Regions from separate parts of the Homo sapiens genome. Here region 2 is linked to region 1. A link is an interaction called in ENCODE POLR2A ChIA-PET data of the cell type or tissue named here. Cell type or tissue: PC-9. All regions are shown on one strand. Links, peaks and the distances in the headings refer to the core of each region. The heading gives the core; the rest is flanking DNA.

The links. ChIA-PET counts read pairs that join two places held together with the same protein. Peaks named below come from ENCODE experiments on the same cell type or tissue, not always from the same donor. Only the 100,000 strongest peaks of a DNase experiment are listed, where the experiment ranks them.
Region 2: POLR2A ChIA-PET joins it to region 1 with 6 read pairs; 2 of 35 experiments call an interaction of 5 or more read pairs at or near these places.

What each region holds. Positions count from the first base shown.
Region 1 is chr3:194,262,942-194,267,212 of GRCh38, reverse strand. No RefSeq gene overlaps it. Among named protein-coding and RNA genes, the nearest start is that of LINC02048, 12 kb to the left of the region's middle. In PC-9, for the core only: no CTCF peak of the experiment used is centred there; no DNase peak of the experiment used is centred there.
Region 2 is chr3:193,881,391-193,885,661 of GRCh38, reverse strand. It overlaps LOC105374286 (a long non-coding RNA gene), which reads right to left. Exons shown (of 5, transcript XR_001741076.2): 5 at 3,922-4,134. Among named protein-coding and RNA genes, the nearest start is that of LINC02038, 40 kb to the right of the region's middle. RefSeq lists an enhancer at 1,630-2,829. In PC-9, for the core only: no CTCF peak of the experiment used is centred there; DNase peaks (open chromatin) are centred at 1,931 and 2,361; H3K27ac peaks cover 2,500 bases.

The DNA of each region.
Region 1 (4,271 bases), core at 869-3,368:
AGGACTAGCCCCTGAAAAGTCAACTTGCCTCTGGAGATATTCCCAAATCCTCTATGGGTGATTGCAATTTGTGGTAACGTCCAAACATTTTCTCTGTCCAGAGTGAGGCAGGGAAAGAGGATAATTTTTGGAGGATTATCTGTTTTCTGTGCGTTTCTCAAAAGATAGGGGAACTTCTGGTGCTTAAACAAACACCAGGTATTCTGTTATAACATAACATCAGTCTTCAAGGATGAAGGACCTGAGGCCAGCAGTGAGACAGACTGACAGGCATGGGACGAGGGGGTGCTGGACTTGGAACCCAGAGCCTGAGGATGTCCCAGCTCAGACTATTCACTCCTCTTGGAGCCTCGGGCTCTGCATCTTTCAAAGGGGACTCTGCGTTTTTCAGCGTTCTGTAGCAGTGAATGACAAGATGGAAGACAGGGAGGTTGCGGATGAGTGCTCTGATAGAAGGCTTCTGCCTGGAAACAAGCACTCTCCGAGGAGAGTTGCTAAGCTCTGTTTTGCAGCTAATATCACAACACCCTTTGGAGGGGGCACCTATAAACCTGACCTCAGAACCATGGAATCAGAGACAGCTGGACTCAAGAGCCAGCTTGTCCAACCTCTCCCTTAAAGGAAGAGTTTGCTCTCCAAAGTACTCAGACTCTTTTCCTCCCTCCATCTTTATCTTCTATCCCCTTCCCTCTTTTTCTTCCTCCCTTCCACACATACTTCGGCGCACCAACTGTCAGGCACTGCGCTGGGTGCTGTGTCTGCAGCAGGGAATGGAGACAGATGTGGGGTGCTCCCCTCACAGAGTTCAAAGTCTAGCACTTGAAAGTTTCTGCAAGCGATCTCTGTTGAATACCCCTGATAACAGGATGCTCACTACCTTCTGAGACAGCCTATTTTGTGGGTTATTTTTTCCTTATTTAAACTCTGTCTCTGTTATGCTTATTCAGGCCCCTGGAGCTATATAGTGTAAGTCTGACTCCGTTTCCTATGTCACAGCCCTTGAAACTTGGGAAAATAAACACATTATACCTAGCAAGTATTCTCACTCTCCAAGTTGCACTTGTGAAAGGGAAGCTGGTTCTCCATGAAGTTAAATTTCATGAGGTCCTGATAGCCCAGGACAGGCTCTAATCTGGGTGCCTGGGCTCTGTTTCTGGTGCACCTGGGGCCGAGGGAAGCTGTGTGGTAGAGACTCATGAGGGGACACCGGCAAAGGTTCTCAGGTGGTGAGAGAGGCGGGCTTCAGTGGAGCAAGGGGGTCCGTCGGTCTGGAAGGTGGGGTGTATGTAAGGCAGGCTCTGGCCATCTGCCCAGGACAAGCCTGAGCTCCAGCGTTTCTGCTCTGATTCACAGCTTCCTCTCTTCCCAAAGGAATCCCCTTTACAGTTCTCGCAGCCTGACCTCAGCATCCCTGTGAATGTCGACGGACAGCTGCGCAGAGTGCAGCCACCGCGGCAGCTCTGCCGGGTGCCAGCTGGACGTGCTTGGCGGCCAGGCCCTGGGAGCCACCTCTCGGGATGTCAGAGGAGAGCTGCAGGCCGCCCTTCCGTCAGCAGGAAGCCCAGCCACAAACACTTGGACAGGAACCCGAGTGCTGGCCAGCTGAGCAAGCTCTGGTTTCTCTTGCGTCTGAGGGTTTGGCCCAGGGCAGAGGAAGGCGAGCCAGGTGCTGCAGGCTGCACTGCCGGGGCCGCGGACTCCCCCTTGGGCTGGGAATGTGGGTTCAAGGGTGTGAGCGGAAAAGCATCATCCAGACTGGGGCAGAAGGAGGTGCTTCCTGGAGGAAGGGCGAGGGAGCAGGGAACACAGCGTTTACCAGCGCGAGTCCAGCTGGCTGAGAATGCGCAAAGACCCCTTTGTGATCGCGCCGGACAAAGTGTGTTCCTTGGTCCAGTCCTCAGTCCCCAGCACAGACCCTGGGAGCACGCACTGCAGTCCTCCAGCACAGACCCCGGGCTGGGGAGCACACACTGCAGTCCTCCAGCACAGACCCCGGGCTGGGGAGCACACACTGCAGTCCTCCAGCACAGACCCCGGGCCGGGGAGCACGCACTGCAGTCCTCCAGCACAGACCCCGGGCCGGGGAGCACGCACTGCAGTCCTCCAGCACAGACCCCGGGCCGGGGAGCACGCACTGCAGTCCTCCAGCACAGACCCCGGGCCAGGGAGCACACACTGCAGTCCTCCAGCACAGACCCCGGGGAGCACGCACTGCAGTCCTCCAGCACAGACCCCGGGCCGGGGAGCACGCATTGCAGTCCTCCAGCACAGACCCCAGGCTGGGGAGCACACACTGCAGTCCTCTAGCACAGACCCCGGGGACCACGCACTGCAGTCCTCCAGCACAGACCCCGGGCCGGGGAGCACACACTGCAGTCCTCCAGCACAGACCCCGGGGAGCACGCACTGCAGTCCTGTGGGGCGGGACGTCCACACATGCCCAGCTTGAAGGATGACGCTTTCGAAAATTACCAAGCTGCACTGAATGAATTTATTTAAAATAGTATGTGCTCAGCCAGGGACAAAGGCAGCTTTCCATCCAGGGCTGACATTTTTTCTTTTAAGTTCTTTTTTTTTTTTTTTTTGAGACAGAGTTTTGTTCTGTCTCCCAGGCTGGAGTGCAGTGGTGCAATCTCGGCTCACTGCAACTTCTGACTCCCTCGTTCAAGCGATTCTCCTGCCTCCGCCTCCTGAGTAGGTGGGATTACAGGCAGGCACCAGCACGCCCAGCTAATTTTTGTATTTTTAGTAGAGACAAGGTTTCACCATGTTTGCCAGGATGGTCTTGATCTCCTGACCTGTTGATCCATCCACCTCAGCATCCTAAAGTGCTGGGATTCCAGGCGTGAGCCACCACACTCGGCCTTTGCTTGTAGGTTCTATGCATGATTATCTTTGAGGCTGTCTATGTGCACATACAGCCCATACAACTGCCATGAACACCCCCCAGGTTTGCAGACAGCTTAAACTTTTCACAAGTCATTCAGGTATTTTTTTCCCTCACATTTGCTTCTCACAGCCTGCTAGGCCAGTGAGAGATGGCTGGTGTCAGGGGGACAAGGAGGTAAGCGGGTTGGCTCAAGGTCACATAGCTGAGCGGTGGCAGAGTCCCGCCCACCACAATGACTTCTGCTCCTCTGGAAAGAGACCTGAATGACTGCTTCCCACGCATCTAAGCATCCTCCACCTTATTCTGGCTCATGTGCAGGCCCGCCTGGGGGATGCGCTCCGGACTGGAGTCTGCTGCTAACACCCCATTCATTTGTCAAAGCTCAGTTTGAAAACCTCCTCCTGAGTACATCCTGCCTGTGGCTTTAGTCGCTCTCCTCGACTTGGTCACAGCTCTTTATTTGTGCCTTTTTAATAATCTACATTTTATTGTACTCCATAGCCTCTGTGGTTCTGACGCTAGTCCTGGAATCGGCAGTTTTTAAAATAAAGGGATAGATAAATATTTTAAGCTTTATGGGACATTATGATCTCTGTGGCATCCACTCAACTTTGACATTGCGGTACAGAAGTGGCCATAGACAATATGTAAATGAATGAACATGGCTGTGATTCCAATAAAACTTTATTCACAAAAACAGGTAATGAGCCAGAATTGGCCCCCAGGCCATAGTTTGCTGACCACTGCTTTAGAACTCCTCGAAGGCCAAAACTGTTATTTTTGCTTATGCAATCGCAAGCATTATCTCTACCCCAGCACCCATGTCAGGTTGACCACATTTATATTTTGTAGATATATTAGTACATATACCCTTCTAGCTCCTATATATTAATAGGAGTTCAGTGTTAATTCAATGTATGAATGAATGAGTTTTGCAAATGATACCGTTATAGAACTGGTTAGGCTTCCGTTCTGACCTTTGCCTGCGGTGATATAATGCGGTGAGTGCAGTCTCATAGAAGGGAACGCATAGGCCTGGTTTGAGCACCAGTTCTGCCGCTTTCTAGCTGTGAAAACTTGGGCATGTAACTGGCTCTTTCAGTCTTAGCTCTCAGTTTGCCCATTTGAGATATGCGGTGATACCTCACTCAAAGGGTTGTCATAGGATAAACAGAGAGTGGAAAGCTTGGGGCCCAGGGCTGGGTACACAGTAGGTGCTGATGAGGTGGTGGGAATTGCTACCTGGAAGAATGCATTGTTACTACTGAAAGCCACTTGCGCTGAGGGTCAAGTTCCAGGTTGGGCCTCAGCATCTTCTTGCCCTGTGACACGTGAAGATACTGTGGGAATAAGTGGAAAGATAGCCCTTAATCTGGAAAAA
Region 2 (4,271 bases), core at 869-3,368, 380 kb after region 1:
CTCCCGAGTTTGCGCCATTCTCTTACCTCAGCCTCCTGAGTAGCTGGGACTACAGGTGCCCACCACCACGCCTGGCTAATTTTTTTGTATTTTTAGTAGAGACGGGGTTTCACCATGTTGGCCAGGATGGTCTTGATCTCCTGACCTCGTGATCTGCCCGCCTGGGCCTCCCAAAGTGCTGGGATTACAGGCGTGAGCCACCGTGCCCGGCCAGGTGTTTTCTATCTATTGGGAGACTGCCTTTCCCTGGTGCTGGGTGCGATCAGTTATTATTTTAGGGAGCAGTGGAACAACTTCCTGACCATCACCTGATGGTTGTCTGACGTTCCTGGGGTGGGGGTGGGGGTCTGCCCTGCTTATGTCTGCCTAACTACCTACTGTTAACAAGTTAATCAGATAAATTTAGTAAGCTTTCAAAAGTTTGTATAAAAATAATCCTTAGTTAAATTTAGAACACAAAATTAAGTTCAAGTGAGAACTTTTCTAAACACAGAAAACAGTTTTAACTCTTCAAAGAATACATTGCCACTTACTCTAAACAACATAATATCAATACAATTGTTATTCCAAGATTATTAAACATATATCAGAAGGTATGCAGAGCTCAGATGGTACTTGTGGGTATGCCTGGGCTTGCTCTTTCTTTCTTTGTCTGCCTGGTGAACTTCTCTGCAGACTCAAGGACAAGGTCTTCGGGACTCTTCTGAGAAGTCAGCCCTACTCCTTCTCCTCCACCCGTCACTGCCCTGCAGTATTCTGGAGCTGTGGTTCTCACACTTTAGAGGACATCAGAATGAGGAGGGCTTATTAAAACACAGATTGCCAGCGCCACCCCAGGAGGTTCTGCTTCAGTAGTCTGGGTGGGGCTCCAGGATCTGTATGTCCCACAAGTTCCCAGCTGACTCTGCTGCTGCTTGCTCAGTGACTACACTTGGAGAACCACTGCCCCAGAGAAAACTCCTCTCTCGTCTGTGCTGCCCTGGCCTATTCAGTCATTTTATTTTGACTTGGGCCGAGCAGAGAATTTCTGTATCTTCTCAAGGGTCTGTGATCTTCTCGAAGAGAGAGTCCTGTTTTCAGGCCTTGGAGAAGGGTAATAGCAGAGAGTTGAGGGGCTTCCTGGGAGAGGGCTGTGGCTGATCCAGGGCTGAGGAGTCTATCCAGTAACAAAGGTGTAGTCACAGGTCTCTGAAAACTGCATCCCAACCCCAGTCCCTGCTGGACTCACAGGCTCAGTGGAAAGTAGAGAGCTGTAAACACAGAGGTAGTTAAAAAAAAAAAAAAGTAATGGCAGAAGCTGCCCTCTCTGCGACCCTGTAAGAAAGCATGAAACGAGGCAGAGAAGCGTCTTTTCATACTCCCAGACAAACCTCGCTTTTGTCATCCCAAGGAATTTAGGCCATTACTCACAATGCCTGAATGAGATGATGGTGCCCGACAGAGCCGGGCATCATCAAGGGCTGTGCTGCCCAATCCAGTAGTCATTGGCTACATGTGGCTGTATGTATGTAAATATAAATTACTTAGAACTAAAGAAAACCACACTAGTTTCATTTCAGGTGCTCAGTGGTCACAGATGGCTCACGGCCACCCTGCTGGACAGTTCAACTCTAGGACATGTCTATCATTGCAGAAAGTTCAGTCGGCTAGCACTACTGGAGGGACTTGGACAATGATGCCGCAAGAGCAAGATGGTACACAGGAAACCCGATGTAACGTGTTTGTGCCCCTCTCCCTGCATGCTGTTCTGTCCAAGAATTTGCAAAGACTGGCATACCCCACAGAATGATGCCTGGGAGCATATGATGCCTCTGCTTCTCCTTTTTCCTGTTCTCATGAGCCAGAACTTTAGTGCCAAGTGTGGTTGGGGTACCCGTGAGTCAGAAGAACACTGTTGGAGCTGAGAGTAGGATTGCCCCTGGTCAGGGGTGAGTCACTCTCTGGACTCCAAAAGGTCCAAGGGTCCTTAACATGGGGCTGAATGCCTGCCCAATGCCAAGGCTGTCGAGTCATACTTTTTCTTTTGTTCTTTTTTTTCTTTTTTGGAGATGGAGTGTTGCTCTGTTGCCTGGGCTGGAGTGCAGTGGCACAATCTCAGCTCACTGAAACCTCTGCCTCCTGGTTTCAAGCAATCCTCCCCCTCAGCCTCCCGAGTAGCTGGGATTACAGGTGCCCGCCACCACGCCTAGCTAATTTTTGTATTTTTAGTAGAGATGGGGTTTTGCCATATTGGCCAGGCTGGTCTTGAACTCCTGACCTCAGGTGATCTGCCCGCCTTGGCCTCCCATGGTGCTGGGATTCCAGGTGCGAGCCACCACGCCCAGCTGAGTCATGCTCTTTCTATTTCGGTCAGTGTTACTTGTGCCTCACCTTGCTTCTTCTGCCGCAGGAACCTCCCCTCCCCTCTCATACGCAGCGTGCATGCCTTTCTCTTGTCATTGCTCTTTGAAAGACAGCCTATGCATTTGAGTTAGGATTTGGGAATTTAAAAGGATGGCAAGTGAAAAAGCAGAGTTGGGTTATCTGGATCAATGATAGAGTCTCCAAGACCTGGTCTGGGGCTCTATATTCAGTAATGAGGTTTCCTAGCCTCCCCTGGTGACACACCCAGGTCTGATAAATCTCTCACCATAGACAAGTTTCCCAGCAGTAGGGAGCTTAAATGTTCCTTTACCTAATTCTTCCATAACTCATCATAAAATGGGAAAAAAAATTCTAATTTCCTCCTGGCTGGCTAAAACCTAAGAGAGATGGAAGGAAAAGGTGTTCCAGGGTGCTTTTGAGGTTGCACGTGGACCTGAGTTTTAGCAGATGGGCCTTTGCCTGCCTCTGCCATGGGGGCTCGCAGCTCCTCAGGCCTCGGTATCACAGAGGTCTTAGTCAACGGGTGGGTAACAAAACATGGACGCTGCTTTGGCACACAGGGCACACTGAGGGGAGGGAGAACAGTGTAAGAGAAGCATGCTCAGCCAGATAGTTGAAGGACGTCCCTCGTAAGCCCAAGCTGTGCCCACAATTGGGCTTTTAAAAGGTCTAGAATGGGTGGTGGTGGGCAACCAGAAGTTTGTTTGTATGAGAGCCAGGGAGATTAATTATTTTAAGAGGACAGGAATGAGGGCACTATAAGCTTGAATTGGTCAGTGCAAGGCCTAAGCTGGGATATGGGAGGAAATCCCACATGCATGGCGCTGTCTGCCAGTCAGGTTTGTCTCCCAATCCAGATTGTGGAGGGAAGGAGGAGGGTGAGAGCAGAGCTGCTACAGGCATCCTGTAAAAGCTGTTTGACTCCAAACTCCGTGAAACATGGAGCCCAGGCAGCACACTGATTGGGGAATTCTCTGGCCAACTGTGACGAAGTAAGATGTTGAGCAGAGGCATTCTTCCAGAGTTTCCCGCAGAACCCACATGGCTTTGGCCCTTGGAGAGCTCCAGGCCATCAGAGATGGTGCAGGAATGGGGTAGGAGACAGAGGAAGCCCTGCAGGAAGCCAGCAAAAACCTCACCTACCTTGAGAACTCAGCAATGCCGGAAGAGATTGAGATTCCTAGAGAATGGAGGAGCCGGGAACAAAGGAGAAGGATGGGATCCAGGAACAGGCCAAGAGAACCAGCTCGATGCTTCTTCCTCTCCCTTCTAGAAAATTCTGTTCAGAAGCCATTAGGTAAGGTAGAGCAAGGCAGGCCTCTGTAGCTGAGTGGGGAGGAAGTAGCGTGCCCAGAGCAGGAGGGTGGAGTCCACCGGGGTGAGATAGAGGCTCACACAAGGGCGGTGGTCCAGTGTGAGGTTGCCCATGTGGAGCGAGGAGGGTGCCAACATAGGAGGGGGCAGCCCAGCATGTGTCGGAGACCAAAGCAGGGTCCGAAGGGGGTCCTGTCCAGGGAGGATGTCCTGGCACGGAGACTCAGACCCTCAGTGGGGTGAGGAGGGGTCTACACAGAAGGTGGCCCAGGGCAGGATGGCAGAACTAGAGGGGTGAGGAGAGTGTCTATTGCAAGGGCACCTTGCGCTTGGAGTCAGTGCCCTGGGGAAGTGGGAAGGGCATCCACATGGAGGGTGGCCCAGGGCAGGATGCTGCTGTCCAGGCAATGGAAGGAAGGTGTCCTCAGGAAGGGTGGTACCGCATGAGTGTCCTACCTGAGCAGAGAGAGGAAGGTGTTTCAGTGACCGGCAGGGTGGCTGAGAATCCCACTCTGCTTTGTGTCCTGAGCCTCACAGAGCACAAGGCATTTAGTAGCTGCCCAGGTAATGGTAATTGTTAAATGGATGATGAA